Linked DNA regions of Homo sapiens: region 1 is linked to region 2. A link is a contact called in ENCODE Hi-C data. All regions are on one chromosome and are shown on one strand. The core of a region is the stretch at or near the end of the contact, and the rest is flanking DNA. Distances in the headings are between cores, read along the strand shown. Region 1 overlaps MBP (myelin basic protein). Region 2 holds the start of ZNF407-AS1 (ZNF407 antisense RNA 1).

Region 1 (2,700 bases), core at 112-2,611, 2.5 Mb before region 2:
TTCGCTGAGGTCTGTAGTGCGTTTTTATTTAATAGTAATAATAAACTTGGAAGAAATGGGGCCTTCTCTGATTTGTACTTAATTTCTATGTCAGCCACATGAGTAATTTTCCATGATTTGCTTTCAAATCATCCATGGAAGGCGAGTAGGTGACTATATACTGTTCCTGTGTATATTTTATCTTGATTAAAGTGATAAACAGTATTTAGTTTCTTACCTAAGGATTTAGAAAGACTAATTTTATAAATATGTAAATGGTTCTAGTCAATGTTGAATGGGAGGGTGACTCATTATTTTGTTCAGCCCATACTTAAACTGTATTACTGATAATGTCAGCATTATAATTAGCAATAACAACCATAAATGTATTAAGTTACTAATTTATTAAGAACATGGCTTGGATACAGTATCTGCACCAGGAGGATTAAGTTTCACCTAAAGTGAAAGTGGAAAAAACAGCTCTGCTCAGAGGCCTCTAGGCTGTTAACACTGTTGGTATTTTAAGTCTTAGAATGACTGATTTGCAACTCCAGTTTCAAGAAACCTCTCTGTGGTGTACAGTTTCTTTCCTGTTGTTTGACGCTGTAAAACACCCACATATGTTTTTAATTTGTTTAATGCTATCAGAGTAAGATTTTGAGCCATAGCAAAGCCCATGCTGAGGCTTTTGTTTTCTGAAATCTCATGTTTAAAGTTCTGATCATTTAAAAACCTCAAAACTTGGAAATGTTAAAACTATGGTTCCTGTAGGTAGTTTTAAGAAGTAAGAGCTTTTTTTTCTTTCCTTTAAACTTGATGGGAAATATTTTGTGCCCTTCCAAGTACATGTACATGTTCTGTGATGCTGCATAGCTTAGTAGAGCATTAAACTTGAATCACAAAAGAAAACGTGACATGAGCTCCAGCCGTGTCACCTACCACTCTGCACATTTCTGTGTGTGATTCTGGGAGGCATTTTTCCCCCTTATGAGAGAGTCAAGGAAAGTTTCTGTCAGTTTCAGGTGCTGGTTACTGATCTGTCAGCAGGGAGGGCAGCTGCGGTGGGGGCTGCCCGGTCTACCCCACACACTGCCTCTGCCCCACTGCCCGGCCCAGGCTGCTGAGGGCCCCCTCCTTCCCACCCTGCTGCCACCTTCTCCACCTCTCCCCACCCACACTAGATGATTCTTTCCTCTGCTGTCATAGAGCCTGCGGCTGAGTGCTCTGATACAGATCCTGGTGATTTGTTTATCATCCGACTTCTTCCCCTCCTATATCAAGGAGGGAACTTTCCTCTCTCTGATGCCTCCGTCTCTAAGCCTGGAGCATCCCCAGCACATAACTGGCTTACAGATGTTCGAAAGAGTAAATGAATCATACCTATTTCCTAACTTCTTTTTCACATAAAAGCTCAGTTTCCTGAGCAGGCTTTAGGTGCCGTTGGCTGCTGGGGAGGTGGTGGGGAGGCCTCGTCTGTTGCCTGCAGGAGCTTCCAGTCTCCTTTGCAAGTTTTGCCCTCAGTGACTCAGGGCTTTGAAATTTGCTTCTCTCTCATCCCGAATAAGCCACGGCAGGATGTAAGAGGAAGAGAAACTAACTAAAGGGTTAACTGTGGAATGTCTCTGATTGGTGAAAAAAAGACACTTTTCTGGAGTTGCAGTGTTAGTCCACTCATATGGGGTGCAGGTCCCTGGTAACAAGTGGTTGAGCCACCTTCCTGGGCCAGTTGAGGGTCAGAACAGGAGACATCAGATTCAGGCAGAAGCACTCCGCCCATCAGAGGAGTGGGCAGCCTGCCCTCCTGACTCATGATTCACTCATGCGGATGGAGTGTAACTTCCTCCAGGCAGGCGCAGGTTCAGGGCACAGCGCTCCTTCTCAGAAACGAAGAAACTCCTGTTCTGCCTTTGACTCCCTGTGTTTTTTAAGTTGCAGGGAAATTTGGTTTCCAAATGGTCCTGCCTCACTAATTTACCAGCTTTCTATCACTCTGCCCATTTTGTATTTGGTTCTCCATCTTACTACAGAACTTGGCAGAACCCAAGAAGGAAAGGGTGCCAGCTGCCCTGGAGAACCCAGGGACGTGCCTCAATGCCAGGAGAGGGGCAGGGGGCAAGACCCACCCACAGAGGGATGCCCTGTCTTAGGCAGTCTTTGCCTGCCTGGCAGTCCTTGGTCCTTAGGACGTAAGACACTTGGCTTCACTGGCTACTGGAGGAATTCATTCCTTTTTGGCAGTGTGAATCAAAGGGGCTGGGCAGTTACCTTTGGGAGGGTCAGCAAGCGCTCAGAACGTGCCCATGTGCCAGGCTGCTTGTGGCTTTTGTCCCTCAGCTTTCTCTGAATGCTGTGGATCTGCTGAGCTGTGGGCTTACTCTTTGGGGTTTTCTGGTGATAGCTAAGCCTCCTGGGGATGATTCACTACATGTTCAAAACACCAAACGAGGCCAGGTGCGGTGGCCCACACCTGGAATCCCAGCACTGCGGGAGGCTGAAGCAGGCAGATTGCTTGAGCCTAGGAGTTCGAGACCAGCCTGGACAACAAAGTGAGACCTTATCTCTACAAAAAAATCAAAAAATTAGCTGGGCATGGTGCTGTGCACCTACAGTCCCAGCTACTCGGAAAGCTGAGGTGGAAAGATCACCTGAGCCTGGAGAGGTCGAGGCTACGGTGAGCCATGATCACACCACTGCACTCCAGCCTGGGCAACAGAGTAAGAC
Region 2 (2,700 bases), core at 186-2,685:
GCCTTACATGTCACGCAAGAAGAAAGCTTTACCTTGTACCAGTAGCAGTAATTTTGTATATAGCAAAGTGAGTCTCAGTTTGTAAAAAGGGAATAATTCCTACTACACAAGATTGCTGTACTAAATGAAGCACAGTGAGTATGCCAAATGACATATAAGCTCTTCTTAATAAGGTTCTGATGAGTATATGTTAGGGCCCCTGTCTACAGTGTTCTAAATGGACCAGCACTTCACCACAAAACAGATACATACTACGACTAGGATGTCACCAGGCATAGACTGCAAAGCTGTAACTCAAATCACTATTAAGACTGTAATTACTTATAAAAGTATTCTACATGTGTGTCCACGGATGTGGGATGTCCTATTCCAAAACTCCCCAATGAAATAAATGGCTACTCAAAACCCAGCGCAACCGACAGAGGTCAGCGGCCACTGCACCCCGCCTCCACCAGCTTAAACTCCAGAAGGAGGCCAAGCACCCAGGGCGTGCTAGCTGGCTGGAAAGAGGTGAGCATCTACTGAGAAACCCACTGCTGCCCGCAGCGGTGTCAGGCAGCCGCGGGTCTCCCCGCAGTGGCGCAAAGCGAGCTGAAGTCGGGAATGGCTAGGACCCTTCGCTGCCACCGCGGTGCTTTCGGCCACCGCACTTGTGTGCCCTCCGCCCGCCCACACCAGCGTCGCTTAACGGAAGAAGGCGCGAGTAGCAGCGGCGCAGCCAGGGCACCTGGGGGTGACACGAGAGTGGGCGGGCGGTCCAGGGAGCCCCTGCTGGAAACCAGACGCTAAAGCTTGCAGCTGTGCAGCTAGGGGAGCATCTGTTTTCCACTTGAGAGCAACCCGGGCACGCGAGAACGGCCCGATTTCGGTGCAGGGGTGCGTCCCGAAGGAACGGGGGACTGTTTCTGCGCGGACAGGCGAACCCGGCAGGGGAAACCGAGGCCACGCTAGGTCCGCAGCCCCGAGGTGTCCACAAGAGCTCCGCTCGCGCAAGGGCGCGGAGCGAGGCTGCCCGCGGGACCGGCCTGCGGAGCGAGCGGGTGAGAGGGCAGGGCGGCAGCTGGGGCCTGGGGGAGGAGGGCGGCGAGGCAGCGTGAGCGAACGAGCGAGGGTGTGTGTCCGGGCGTGAGTCTGGGCGGGTGTCGGGAAGGAAGGCGACAGGGAGGGGCGGAGGCGGGGGGAGGGGGGAGGAGAAAGAGCGAAGGGCCCAGACGGGGCTCTGGGCGCCCAGCCGCCCGGCTTCGAGCCCTCAAGCCACCGCCCCCAGGCCCCGCGCTGACGCTGGACGGTCCCCGCCTCCAAACCCCCCGCCCCGGCCAGAGAATAACTTACCTGTTTGGCGACGGAATCGCTCCTGCTCGCCCCTCTGACTGACTCCTCCGGCTCACCGTCTTCCCTTTGGGAGGAAGAGGCGGGACATCCTGTTTCTCCGTCGAAGGACTTCCGGTGGCTTCCAAGGCGACTCCGTAGTGGATGCAGCGCCGGACGCCACAGCCGAAAAACAGAATCTTGGAACTGGTTTAGTACAATCCAGGTCGAGTTCCTTGTTTTTTATCCGAGTGGCCGGCAGGCCCATGTGCTGTCTTGTTTTTAACACATCAGCTCTTGCCGGAAGCCGCTAAGAGATAAAATAGGAAGTCCCACCCTTCCCTTAGAGAAGGAAAACGGAGAGCCGAAGGAGTCAATCTAAATTCGATGAGCGCGTCGGGCTCCAAGGCAGGCGCTGTCAGCCCGGGAGGGCTGTCTGGGATTTCTAGAGGGTCCCAGAACGGGTTCTTCCCAGGCCGATCCCGCCTGCTTCCTGCCCCGTCTCTCCACCCGCCTCCCGCCCTCTGTAAGGGACCCCGAGGGCGGCGCCGGAAACACGGAGAAGGCCCAGAACGGCGCGGGACCCGAGAGGCCTACGTTGGCAAACGCAGCCCGCTGCCCCTTTGCTCGCTTCCCCCGGGCCTGGAGTGGCTCCTGTCGCTTCTGGCGCTCCGATTTCGAGAAATGACTTTCAGCTGTGCAAGGCGAGAATGCTACTTTAGATGATGAGAAAAAATCTCTCGAATGGCTCCCAAAATGAGGTCCTTGTTTAAGAGGCCACAGGAAGCCGCTAGCCGAACTCTGATACCAAAGAGGAGGCCAAGAAGCGGACTGTGGCTTGGTGACCTGTTTGGTATTGCCAAATTTTCAGCTTTTATTAAAGCTGAAACACCTTGGCTGTTTAAAACGTTCGACAAGGACTTTTTTATGAACGTTAACGGCACAGCATACGGGTTTTTTGGAAAAAAAAAAAGGCAGGACTTCAGCCCGTCCGCCCCCTTGTGCAGGTCCATTCATGAACCTCGAGTTAGAGGCCTTTCTTCTGAAACTCAGAATCTAGTAGGGAAGACCTGTGTAGACGAATAAAAATAAATACATCACAGCTTGTTAAGTGCTGTGACAAAGAGGCAGTGAAATCCTGCTTGAGGTCATCTGCCTTGCTAAAGAGGTTTGACTATGTTGTAGGCACAGGGTTAGGGTTAGACTCTGTAATGGGAAGTTATGTGATCAGATTTCTGTTTAGGAAGATCACTGGCCAGGCGGGGTGGCTTACGCCTGTAATCCCAATACTTTGGGAGGCCGAGTCGGTGGATTGCTTGAGGCTAGGATTTTGAGACCAGCCTGGGGAAACCGCGTCTCTACTAAAAATTTGAAATTAGCCAGGCATGGTGG

Evidence for each region. Hi-C counts contacts between places; a loop is a spot of excess contacts on that map. Pooled maps may share reads with other maps.
Region 1: a pooled map shows a loop between it and region 2 (6-fold over the local background). The contact joins the enhancer-like site here to the promoter of ZNF407-AS1 in region 2. A Hi-C loop is called at or near these places in 2 of 37 single-sample maps with no recorded cell type and 10 of 50 pooled maps.

Annotation. Positions count from the first base shown.
Region 1 is chr18:77,100,577-77,103,276 of GRCh38, reverse strand. All of the region lies in intron 2 of MBP (myelin basic protein), which reads left to right. Among named protein-coding and RNA genes, the nearest start is that of MBP, 31 kb to the left of the region's middle. RefSeq lists a silencer at 1,037-1,156 and enhancers at 1,447-1,516, 1,607-1,736. Within about 2 kb of position 1,361, at least 38 of the 41 ENCODE cell types and tissues checked have a DNase peak (open chromatin) inside an H3K27ac peak, as active enhancers do.
Region 2 is chr18:74,596,570-74,599,269 of GRCh38, reverse strand. ZNF407-AS1 (ZNF407 antisense RNA 1) reads left to right here and starts at 1,435. Exons shown (of 2, transcript NR_024484.1): 1 at 1,435-2,700. ZNF407 (zinc finger protein 407) reads right to left here and starts at 1,400. Exons shown (of 9, transcript NM_017757.3): 1 at 1,333-1,400. RefSeq lists enhancers at 405-624, 1,415-1,624 and a silencer at 1,015-1,314.